Linked DNA regions of Homo sapiens: all the other regions are linked to region 2. Evidence: chromatin contacts called from ENCODE Hi-C or POLR2A ChIA-PET data. All regions are on one chromosome and are shown on one strand. Each heading gives the region's core, a stretch centred on a gene start or an enhancer-like site at or near the end of the contact. The rest is flanking DNA. Distances are from core to core; before and after follow the strand shown.

Region 1 (3,745 bases), core at 584-3,083, 220 kb after region 2:
CAGGCATGTGCCACTACACTTGGGTCATTTTTATTTTCTTTTTTTCGTAGAGTTTGGGTGTTGCTATGTTGCCCAGGCCCAACTCTGGGCAAGTGATCCTCCTGCCTCAGCCTCCCAGAATGCTGGGATTACAGGTGTGAGCTACTGCTCCAGGTCTAAATCTACCCATTTTTTAATTGGGTTGTTTGATTTTTATTACTGAATTTATTTACTTATTTATTTTTGAGATGGAGTCTTGCTCTGTTGCCCAGGCTGGAGTGCAGTGGCACTATCTCAGCTCACTGCAACCTTCGCCTCCCAGGTTTAAGTGATTCTCCTGCCTCAGCCTCCCGAGTAGCTGGGATTACAGGCGTGCGCCACCATACCTGGCTAATTTTTGTATTTTTAGTAGAGATGGGGTTTTACCATGTTGGTCAGGCTGATCTCGAACTCCTGGGCTCGTGATCCACCTGCCTTGACCTCCCAAAGTACTGGGATTACAGGCATGAGCCACCACGCCTGGACTTTATTACTGAATTTTTGAGAATTCTTTATACAGTCTGGATGCAAGTTCTTTATCAGATATATAAATATTTTCCTCTAGCCTGGCTTTCCGTGCCACCACCCCGCCCCCCCTCGCCCCACCCATTTTCTTAACAGTTTCTTTGAAAGAACTATCAGCATCCTTTTAAGAAATAAATAGAACTTTAGGTAAACATAATCCATTGCATCTTAGCATTCATTTTCCGGCTGGGGTTGGAATTCCTCATGCTGATTTTGAAAAAACCATTAGTTCAGTTTGTTTCTGTTTTTATTTTTATTTTTTTCAGTTCAGATTTTAAAAAAGAACTCCCCCACTTATTAACCAGATTTGAATTTGGTTTGTTTTTCAGGAAATTGGATACACTCACATGAAAATAGCGGAAGGAGTGAACTCTCTTTTGCAGATGGCAGGCCTCCTGGCAAGGCTGTGTCAGAAGACAATGGCCCCGGTGGCCAGTTAGAGCAGAGACTTCACTGACTGACTTACAGGTGCCCTATTCTGAGGTACAGGAGCCGCGGCTTTCTGATGGGGGAAAATGCCGCCTTAGGCTGGAGCCAACATGACTGTCCTTTAAACTCCAGTGGCTGGCCAGGCACGGTAGCTCACGCCTGTAATCCCAACACTTTGGGAGGCCGAGGCAGGTGGATCACCTGAGGTCAGAAGTTCAAGACCAGCCTGGCCAACATGGGGAAACCCTGTCTTTACTAAAAATATAAAAATTAGCTGGGTGTGGTGGCGGGCACCTGTAATCCCAGCTACTCGGGAGGCTGTGGCAGGAGAATCGCTTGAACCCAGGAGGTGGAGGTTGCAGTGAGCCAAGATCACACCATTGCACTCCAGCCTGGGCGACAGAGTCTCCATCTGGGGAAAAAAATTAAATAAATAAACTCCCGTGACTTGCATGTTTGCTTCTGGGACGTCTGTGCCCCGCAAGTGTTTGAGTTTGGCCTCCACCCCATTGATGCGGTGACGGGGCGGAAAGGCGCAGAGAAGCTGAGGGCGGTCTCTGATCTGTGTGTGGGTTGACATTTTAGCTAATAAAGCCTTGCAGTGTTTGTTGGCAATAAGGTGACCATGTGAAGCCTCGAGAAAAACCAGCTTCCTGTCTCTACGGGCCTTGGCAGCCTACAAGTAGAAAAGGCGATTAGATAGTAGACCCACAAGCTCATCTCGGTTCTTCTAGAAGCCTGAAGGCGCCACTTCCCCAGGGCGAGGGCAGGGTTTGCTGTCTTTCCTATTTAGACTGATTTCTCAGAATGGCCAGGTGGCGAGCCTTTCAGAGAGGGCGGCAGAGTGGAGAGATGCAGCCCAGCCCTCAGGAAAACACCGTGATGCTCTTCCTGTGTTCTAGACCATACTCTTTGCGCTTGCTTTAGAATTCCCCAAAGAATTTCGTACTAATTTGTAGAATTGCCTTTTTTTTTTTTTTGGTAAGATACTATTTTTTTCCCTTTTTGTTTTGTTTTGATTTTTGAGATTGGGTCTCACTCTGTCGCCCAGGCTAGAGTGTAGTGGGCCAATCTTGGCTCACTGCAGCCTCAACCTCTTGGGCTCAAGTGATCCTCCTACCTCAGCCTCCTGAGTAGCTGGGACTACAGGCATGTACCACGATACCCAGCTAATTATTAAATTTTTTGTAGAAATGAGGTCTCACTATATTGCTGGGACTGGTCTCGAACTCCTGGCCTCAAGTGATCCTCCCACCTCAGCCTCCTAAGTGCTGGCATTACAGGTGTGAGCCACCATGCCTGGCCCATTTGGGCACGGTGGCTAAAATACGAAATACTAAAATACGAAATTAGCTGGGCATGGTGGCGCACGCCTGTAATCCCAGCTACTCAGGAGGCTGAGGCAGGAGAATTGCTTGAACCCAGGAGGTGGAGATTGTAGTGAGGCAAGATGGTGCCATTGCACTCCAGCCTGGGCGACAGAGCGAGACTCTTACAAAAAAAGGAAGAGAAACTTGTCCCTGAGGTTGTACAGTCAGGACTTCAGGATGTGAAGTAACAGGTGGGCGGCAGTTGGGTTCTAGATGTTTCTTCTGATTTCCTAACTTGTCGCATTAATTTCTTCTCATGGGAAGAGTCCCTGGGCCATCCCAGAAAGACGGCTGGACTTGGGAACTAAGATCCCATCCGCAGCCCTGATGCTCTCAGGGTCCCTTTTTATTAAACAAGAGCTGTGGCCGCCATTCCCTTAAGGCTTTTTGTGTTTGGTTATGTTTTTTGAGACAAGGTCTCCCTCTTTCGTCCAGGCTGGAGTGCAGTGGTGCGATCTCGGCTCACTGCAAGCTCCGCCTCCCGGGTTCACGCCATTCTCCTGCCTCAGCCTCCCAAGTAGCTGGGACTACAGGTGCCCGCCACCATGCCCGGCTAATTTTTTTGTATTTTTATTAGAGACGGGTTTCACTGTGTTAGTCAGGATGGTCTCGATCTCCTGACCTCGTGATCCACCCACCTCAGCCTCCCAAAGTGCTGGGATTACAGGCGTGAGCCACTGTGCCTGGCCGTGTTTTGTTATGTTTTTTGAGACAAGGTCTCCCTCTTGCCCAGGCTGGAGTGCAGTGATGCAATCATAGTTCACTGCAACCTTCTGGGTTCAAGTGATTTTCCTGCCTCAGCCTCCCAAGTAGTTGAGACTACAGGCATGCACCACCAGGCCCGGCTAATTTTTATATTTTTATAAAAGGTTTTTTACCTGAAGCAGGAGAAAGGAGACACAGGATAATCACTGCTTTTCAACTAAAATGGTTTTATTGAGATGTTTTGGTTGGAGGAGATACTTTTTCTGGCAACATTTCTGACTCAAGGTCCCTCTGGGCCCCAGCTCTTCCCATGAGACAGTCACAACACTGTTTAATCAGCTCTGCAGAGGCCAGCCCTGGAGCAGAGGAGGATTCAGGGCCATGGAGGGGACCTACTCTGCCCTGTTCTGGTCACTACTTCTCTAGACTCTCATGCACTATTGTCTGTAGCAAGTGACATTTCCACTGGAAGCACATAAAGATGGCGACAGCCTCATTTCTTCCTGAGTGAACTGAAGCCCAAAGAAAGGGGAGGTCCCACCAAAGGGGAAGAGAGCCAGGGCCCCACCCAACAAGGATGCTGAAATAAACTACATGTAATGCTTTCTAGGAGACAACACAGAAATCTCTACTCTGAAATCCAGAATGTTAAATATGGCTCCCCCTCTATAAGTTAACTGTACAAGCTTATCAATCAT
Region 2 (3,662 bases), core at 1-2,500:
GGATGGGGACACAGGAGACTCCCACCGCAGGACCTTGGTCCTGGGAGGTAGGGTCACTAGGCCAGACGCCAGAGCTCCAGCCCCCTCCAGCACTGCCAGGAGGGTGGAACGAACTCTCAGCGGCACAGCGGCCCCCTTCCCTGGGCCCACGCCAGGCGAGGCAGGGTCTCACTCCCTGGCTGCTGGCCAGGGGTGAGGAGCCCAGGAGAGGTGTCAAGCCCATCATGCCCAGGGTACTTAGGATGGGGCGGGTGGGTGTTCAGCACCCTGTGGCCCCTCCTCTGTCCTCTCCACCCATCTGCAGGAACTCAGAGACCACCCACAGACCGAGTATCCCCAACTTACTCCTCTGAACCCTTTGTGGTCCCCCCACTGCCACCTTCTGAGTCCCCTCCACCCGGGATTCAGCGGCCACCACCACACAGGCCAGCCCCCTCCCCGGGGCCGGGGCGGGGGGTCCACTACAGGAACCACCCTGCTGGGGCAATCCTGGCTGGACTGGACTCCGCCTGGGAGTTGGGGGCGCGGGCCAGGGGCTGGCCCAGACCGGGAGAAGGTGGAGGGGGGAAAGGCGGGGACCGCGGCCTTCCCAGCCCCCTCTGCTCCCACCCCGGCGCCCGCCACCGCGGGCAGCGCGACTGACCTCATTCGCCAACTGCAGCAGCCTGCGGGCGCCGGCCCGGGACGCCCCCCACCTCCAGAAGAGCCGGTGGCAAGGAGGGAGGGGGTGACAGCTCCCAGCTCCCGGCCCCTCCCGGGCAGGTGGGGGGCGGCCGTCCCTCCCCTCCCCCCGGGCCCGAATTATAATCCCAGTCACGTGCCTCCCCGGGCACCCAAAAGCCGGCCCCAGCTCCTGTAACACCTTGAGAGGGGGAGGGGCGGGGACCCCCCCCCCCGGAGGCGGAGGGGATCGGGGGCGGGGGTGGGGGAGAAGGGGAGAAGGGCCTCGGTGCCCGCCCCCCGCAAAAGTTTCTCCTACCTTGGAGGATCCCCAAGCGCTCCTGCCAGCGGCGCCCCGGCCCCGGCCCGCGGCCAGGACTCAGCCTCCTGCCGCTGCCTCCTTAATTAATCCGGGAGAATGGGGGAAGGAGAGGCAGAGGGAGGCGAGGACGGCGGCGCGGCGAGGGCGGGGAGGGAGGCGCGGGGAGGGGGCGCGGGGGGGGAATCGGCCGGCCGGGGGGCTGGCGCTCGGCGGCCCCCACCCCCGGCGCGGGCTGCGGCGGAGGGCGGGGCGGCGCGGGGAGAGGAGCGGAGAGCGGGAGCGCGGGGAGGCTCTTTGTTCTGTAATCCCAGTAAGATTGCCAGCCATTCGCCCCGGCCCTAATCCCAGCCCCGCGCAACACCACCCTCCATTGGCTGCCATTTACATACGGGATTAGCCCGCCCCGCGCCCCGCGCCCCTGCGCACCCCCCTTGCTACCCAGCGCCCCTGCGTCCCGGGGACCTGGGCACCGCGGTGGGGAGAGCGCGCCGCACCCCTCGGCCCCGGACCTGCGGGGAGGGGCGGTGGCGCCCTCGGTTCTCCCCCACCAGCGCCGGATTAGAAAAGCCTGGGCGCGCCCCCGTCTACCCCCACCGCTCCCCACCACCACTGGGAGAGCAGCCGGGCGCAGGGGGCTGAAGTTGGAGGGTCAAGGTCACCCAGCTGGAACGCGCGGAGGCCCTGAGTGTCCCGGCTGGTCACTCCCGCCTGGCCCGGGTTCTAGTCCTAAGGCTTGGGCCAGGTACCTCTTACTCTTACAGCCTTTGTCCCCCTCCCACCCCTGAGATGTGCAGGAAGGCAGTGACAGGCCGAAAGTCGCAGCAGAGCCAACTGGACTCTTGGTCCCATCTTGTCTGATGGGACCTCCCTCTGATAGGCTTTTACCCCTGTCCCCCCAACCAGCCCCCCCGCCCCCCGCCCGCCCCGCTCCCACCAACCACACACACACCACAGCAGCGCTCCTACTGAATCAGTGCGCACGCCTCCCATCCGGCCCCAAAGCCATAAATCCTAATTCAGCACAAGGAACACAGTCCTTCCCCCACGTGGTGCCCTGATCCCTGAACTAGACCTTGGCTAGACTGGGCATGGCAGGGAGGGAGGGACTCACCCCAGGCAGGCCCCAACCCCAGGGAGCTTCTGGCTTAGAAGGACAGCCAAACATAGATCGAGAATCTCCCAGGTCCTGGCAAAACCCACAAGGTCTCCCCACAGCCTCCTGGCCAAACTGCCTTTGCAAAGATTAGGACAGTGACAGAAGTTTAGCGTGGCTGACTCCATCTTGCTTCCAGCCTCACGCGCTGGCTGTCTTCACTCATTCCGGGGCATAGGCCAAGCTAACCGGGGGAGGAATTTAGTTTATAGTTCAACTTTGAAACAAGGATGATAATAGTTACTCCTTAAACCTAACCTGCTTTTTATACAAGAGACCAAAACCACCTTTGTAAAACTAACGAAAGGCCGTGAGATTAGGATTATGGGAGGGGCCTGGACGCTGCTAAAACCTACGCATCGTTTTTATAATCTGACTGCTCAGGAGTCATGTGGCGAGAGATCACAAGATTTGTGAGTTCCCCACTTCCTCCTATAGATAGCATCTCTATTGTGGAAACTGAGATTGGTCTTTGGAGATGTTTTTCAGACTTTCGCATTCGGGCAACCGACTGACTCACCTGGACCTGTGTGACTCATGACTCAGCCCATCCTGTGGCCCCCACTCAGAGACCGACTCAGTGCATAAGGACCGTTTGCCACACCCCTGTGATTTCATCTCCAACCAATCAGCAGTACCCATTCCCTGGGCCCTTGCCCACCAAATTATCCATAAAAACCCTAGCCTCTGAGTTCTTGGGGAGATTTATTTGAGTAATAACTCCAGTCCTACTGCTTGGCTAGCTCTGCATTAATAAGACGCTTTTGGCTGGGCTCAGTGGCTCATGCCTGTAATCCCAGCACTTTGGGAGGCGAAGGTGGGTGGATTGCTTGAGGTCAGGAGTTCAAGACCAGCATGGCCAACACAGCGAAACCTGGTCACTAAAAATACAAAAATTAGCCGGGTGTGGTGGTGCATGCCTGTAATCCCAGCTACTCAGAAGGCTGACGCATGAGAATCACTGGAACCCAGGAGGTGGAGGCTGCAGTGAGCCAAGATTCAGCCACTGCACTCCAGCCTGGGTGACAGAGTGAGACTGTGTTTCAAAAATTAGGCCAGGCACGGTGGCTCATGCCTGTAATCCTAACACTTTGGGAGGCCGAGGCAGGTGGATCACTTGAGGTCAGGCATTCAAGATCAGCCTGGCCAACATGGTGAAACCCTGTCTCTACTAAAAACACAAAAATTAGCCGGGCGTGGTGGCAGGCACCTGTGATCCCAGCTGCTTAGGAGGCTGAGGCATAAGAATCGCTTGAACCTGGGAGGCGGAGGTTGCAGTGAGCCAAGATCGCACCACTGCACTCCAGCCTGGGCGACAGAGTAAGACTGTCTAAAAAATTTTAAAAATTAAGAAACATAAAACTATTTCTCGCTGTAATACCATGGTCTCAGTGAATTCTTCCTGTGCAGCGGCAGGAACACCCGTCAGACAATTACACTGGGGTCTCTTCTGGACACACACCAGGAACTTGGTGAGGGTTAACTTTGGCTGACCAGGTCTCCTATAGGAAACCCACAAACCCATCA
Region 3 (3,892 bases), core at 1,009-3,508, 150 kb before region 2:
GATGCAGTATTGCTCTCTCACCCAGGCTGGAGTGCAGTGGCACGATCTCAGCTCACTGCAAGCTCCGCCTCCTGGGTTCACACCATTCTCCTGCCTCAGCCTCCCGAGTAGCTGGGACTACAGGTGCCCGGCTAATTTTTTGTATGTTTTTTAGTAGAGACGGGGTTTTACCATGCTAGCCAGTATGGTCTTGATCTCCTGACCTTGTGATCCACCCACCTCGGCCTCCCAAGGTGCTGGGATTACAGGTGTGAGCCACCGCACCCGGCCTTTTTTTTTTTTTTGAGATGGAGTTTTGCTCTGTTGCCCAGGCTGGCGTGTGCAGCGGTGCGATCTCCACTCACTGCAACCTCCACCTTCTGGTTTCAAGCGATTCTCCTGCCTCAGCCTCCCGAGTAGCTGGGATTACAGGCATCCGTCACCACGCCCAGCTAATTTTTGTATTTTTTAGTAGAGACGGGGTTTCACTATGTTGGCCAGGCTGGTCTTGAACTCTTGACCTCGTGATCCGCCCGCCTCAGCCTCCCAAAGTGCTGGGATTACAGGTGTGAGCCATCTCGACCGGCCGAGACCCTGTCTTTTAGAAAAAAAAAAAGTAATAATTAATAATGAAGATAAATAACGCTTTGGTTCCTTAAAAAGAGGTACCTCGCAGGGCCGTTGGAAGCACCAGCCAGGAGAGCTCAGGACCAACCCTCCCCTGAGTGCACCAAGCCAGGCACCTGGGCGGTGCGGGAGGGTGGCCCGAGGGGAGCAGGTGCCCCGTCTCGTTTTGTGGCCCGTCCCTGCGCCAATTATTGCTTTATTACTGTTTTCAGTCAGATATAATTCCAGCATTTTCTATAATCTTGATCTTTTCATTGATACCAGATTTTTGTACAATGATTTGTATATAAAATGACTGTGTACCCACCAGAATACATTCCCCGGCAATTAGAACGTTTAAGATGCAGCTCCTAACCGTCCTTCATTTATTACTTTTGAAAGTGTTTTGTGATTTTTTTGGGGATGTGTTTACAAATCCAATAACAATTCTCATTTAGAGTTGCAAAACACGAAGCCATTTCGAACCGAGACAGATGGCAGCTAAATGAAGTTTAATTAAAGAATGAGTGCTTTGAATCAAATCACTTTTTAAAAAGTACAGTACACTGAGATTCTGGAGAGGTTGCATAAACAGCATCTGGGCGCTTCTGCGAGGAAAAGAGTCAGTAAGGCTTTCCCATCGGATAAGGGGCTGGGCGGGCGCAGGGTGGGCGAAGGGAAAAGCGGCCCTTTGCACAAGACCTCTGTCCTCTGCCTGGACACACCTCCCAAAGCCCAGGCCTCCAGGGACTGGGGGAAACTCACAGGAGGCAACCTCTTGCTTCAAACGCTTTGGCTTGGAGCAGGGGAAGGGGGTGGGAGAGGGGTCCCCACTTCTGCCCTTTCTTTAAGACATAGGGTCTCGCTGTGTTGCCCAGGCTGGAGTGCAGCGGCTCAATCCTCTGCTTTTAGGGAAGCGGGAGGATACGAGGGTTTGCTGCACCGACCCACTTAATTGCACGCCATCTGCACAGTGAGCCTGAAAGAGAACAGATTGGGAGCTTCGCGGGCCTTTGCGCGGATGAAGGAGGATCGGGTTCCCCGGCCCGCCCTACCCCCGGGCTCTGCGCCCTCTCCATGCACGGGATGGCAGTGCCCGCGGGCACAGTCTCAGCCCCGCCGCTCCCGGCCGGGGCAGGAGCCACTTCCGGCTCTGGCCGCGGATCTGAGCGGTGGAGCGGGGGCGGCGGGTCTAGACGACCGACAGGCGCCAGCGGGCGGTGGCGGGCGGGAGGGGGCGCCAGGTGGGCCGGGCCCGGGGGACGGAACGGTGGGACAGAAGGCTGGGGACCCGACCCCCTGCGAGGCGCCTGGAACGCCGCACCTAGATGCTTGCACTGGGTGCAAGGAAAGCAAAACAGATTTTAAATCCAGAGTCACAGGATCGGGGGTGGGGGATGGGTTACAGGACGTGAGGGTTGAAGGCAAGGTGGCAGCTGCAAGGACTCTTCAGATCATCTTGACTTCATAGGCAGTTTCTGCTTGGAGGTGGTGGCCAGTTGAGGAGGTCACTCCTGCCCCCATCCTGGAGTGGAAAAAGTGGGCCCGGCCCAGGGCAGGGGCTGAGGGTGGAGTGGAGGCGCCTGGTGGCACTGGGAGCCACTAGGAGGTGGGAGGGAGGAAGGTGAGGCTGGCAGCTGACTGGGTGGGGGGTTTGCACCAGCGGAGAGGGGGTGGCTGTGCCAGGCACGTGGTTTCTAGCGTCTTTCCAGGAGGAAGTGTGGTCTGGAAGGCTGGGATGGGGCCTTCCTCCCAGCTCTGGGCATGGATGGGACTGACCCTGAGGACTGGCAGAAGCCCTGGACTAAAGTTTTGACCATTTCCTCAGCTGATTCAGAACTCAGTCCCTCCAAGCCACAGGCCTCATTCTGGGCCCTGGGTGGACGGTTAGAGCCAGATCCTGGGACCACCCTGACCCCTGACTCTCCAGAACCCCTCGTCCACCCGACTGGCTGACCCTCTAGTTATTTTCTCCACCTGGCCCAAACCACTGCCATCTCTCTCTCTCTCTCTTTTTTTGAGACGGAGTCTCGCTCTGTTGCCCAGGCTGGAGTGCAGTGGTGCGATCTCAGCTCACTGCCAATCTCTGCCTCTTGGGTTCAAGAGATTCTTCTGCCTCAGCCTCCAGAGTAGTTGGGATTACAGGTGTCCACCACCATGCCCAGCTAATTTTTGTATTTTTAGTAGAGACAGGGTTTCACCATGTTGGCCAGGCTGGTCTCGAACTCCTGGCCTCAGGTGATCCACCCACCTCAGCCTCCCAAAGTGCTGGGATTACAGGCATGAGCCACTACGCCTGGCCTCTACTGCTATCTTCTGTTGGAGCCTCCCAGGTGGTCTTCTGATGTATTCCTCCCTTCCTTCTCCGACATCTCTCAGCGGGCAGGGGCACCCTTCCAAAATGCAGACCTAGGCCTGGCTCTCCCCCAGGTACTTCCTGCTGTGGGTCTCATTTGCCTTCTGGAAATTGCCTTGGCCCGGCTTATGAGGCCTTCCACGTGGGTCGGTGAGAAAAAGTACGCAGCTCTGTCCCAGAGTGCATGGCTGGGCAGGTGTAACCCAGGCTGGATGTCTGCCTCTGCCCACCACTTCAGCCCGGCACCATGTGTAGGAGACACCTGCTTAGCGTCCTCGGGAACCCTGACTAAGTCCACACCTGCCCTGACATGTCACCTCCAGCCACCCTGTGTCTGCTCTGGTGACACCTTCTTATTCCTGGAACGTACCCAGTCCCTGTCCAGCTCCGTTTTTGCCCACATCGCTCTCGTCTTAAACACCCACCTACCTCAGCCCTCCTCTCTTTGTCCCCCCAAAGCCTCACTTGCTCTTCAAGCCTCAGCTTCAAGGACTCTTCCTACTTTCTGCACTAGGTGAGGCCCCCCCGCTTTGTTTTTTCAGAGGCAGGGTCTTGCTCTGTTGCCCATGCTCAAGAGCAGTGGTGCAATCACGGCTCACTGCAGTGTCAAACTCTTGGTCTCAAACAATCCTCCTGCCTCAGCCTCCAGAGTAGCTGGGACCACGCACACACCACCATACCCAGCTAATTAACATTTTTTAGAGAAAGGGTTCCACTATGTTGTCTAGGCTGGTCTTGAACTCCTGGCCTCAAGCGATCCTCCCACCTTGGCCTCCCAAAGCACTGGGATTACAGGCCTGAGCCACCGCACCAGCCCTACTCTGTTTTGTACTCCCTGGCAGCTGCCTCCCCAATTAGGACACTCAGCTGCTTGGCCTCCCCAGCCAGAAGGGCAGGGCTCAGTAAATATGTGTCACCCAATAAGCAGGGACTGGGTGCCAGGCCTTGGAC

The links. Hi-C counts contacts between places; a loop is a spot of excess contacts on that map. ChIA-PET counts read pairs that join two places held with the same protein, here RNA polymerase II (POLR2A). Pooled maps may share reads with other maps.
Region 1: a pooled map shows a loop between it and region 2 (2.9-fold over the local background). The contact joins the enhancer-like site here to the promoter of GTF2IRD1 in region 2. A Hi-C loop is called at or near these places in 1 of 50 pooled maps. POLR2A ChIA-PET finds 5 or more read pairs at or near these places in 2 of 52 experiments (H1 and activated CD8-positive, alpha-beta memory T cell).
Region 3: a pooled map shows a loop between it and region 2 (4-fold over the local background). The contact joins the enhancer-like site here to the promoter of GTF2IRD1 in region 2. A Hi-C loop is called at or near these places in 8 of 50 pooled maps. POLR2A ChIA-PET finds 5 or more read pairs at or near these places in 3 of 52 experiments (SK-N-SH, WTC11 and naive thymus-derived CD8-positive, alpha-beta T cell).

What each region holds. Positions count from the first base shown.
Region 1 is chr7:74,229,344-74,233,088 of GRCh38, reverse strand. It overlaps RFC2 (replication factor C subunit 2), which reads left to right. Exons shown (of 11, transcript NM_181471.3): 11 at 873-1,587. The coding sequence ends at 983. It overlaps LAT2 (linker for activation of T cells family member 2), which reads right to left. Exons shown (of 14, transcript NM_032464.3): 14 at 3,255-3,745. Among named protein-coding and RNA genes, the nearest start is that of LAT2, 21 kb to the right of the region's middle. RefSeq lists an enhancer at 3,445-3,724. Within about 2 kb of position 1,833, at least 7 of the 41 ENCODE cell types and tissues checked have a DNase peak (open chromatin) inside an H3K27ac peak, as active enhancers do.
Region 2 is chr7:74,451,494-74,455,155 of GRCh38, reverse strand. It overlaps GTF2IRD1 (GTF2I repeat domain containing 1), which reads right to left and starts at 1,250. Exons shown (of 27, transcript NM_005685.4): 1 at 980-1,250. RefSeq lists silencers at 628-697, 1,200-1,549 and an enhancer at 2,435-2,954.
Region 3 is chr7:74,604,490-74,608,381 of GRCh38, reverse strand. No RefSeq gene overlaps it. Among named protein-coding and RNA genes, the nearest start is that of MIR10525, 10 kb to the right of the region's middle. RefSeq lists a silencer at 1,475-1,884. Within about 2 kb of position 2,258, at least 19 of the 41 ENCODE cell types and tissues checked have a DNase peak (open chromatin) inside an H3K27ac peak, as active enhancers do.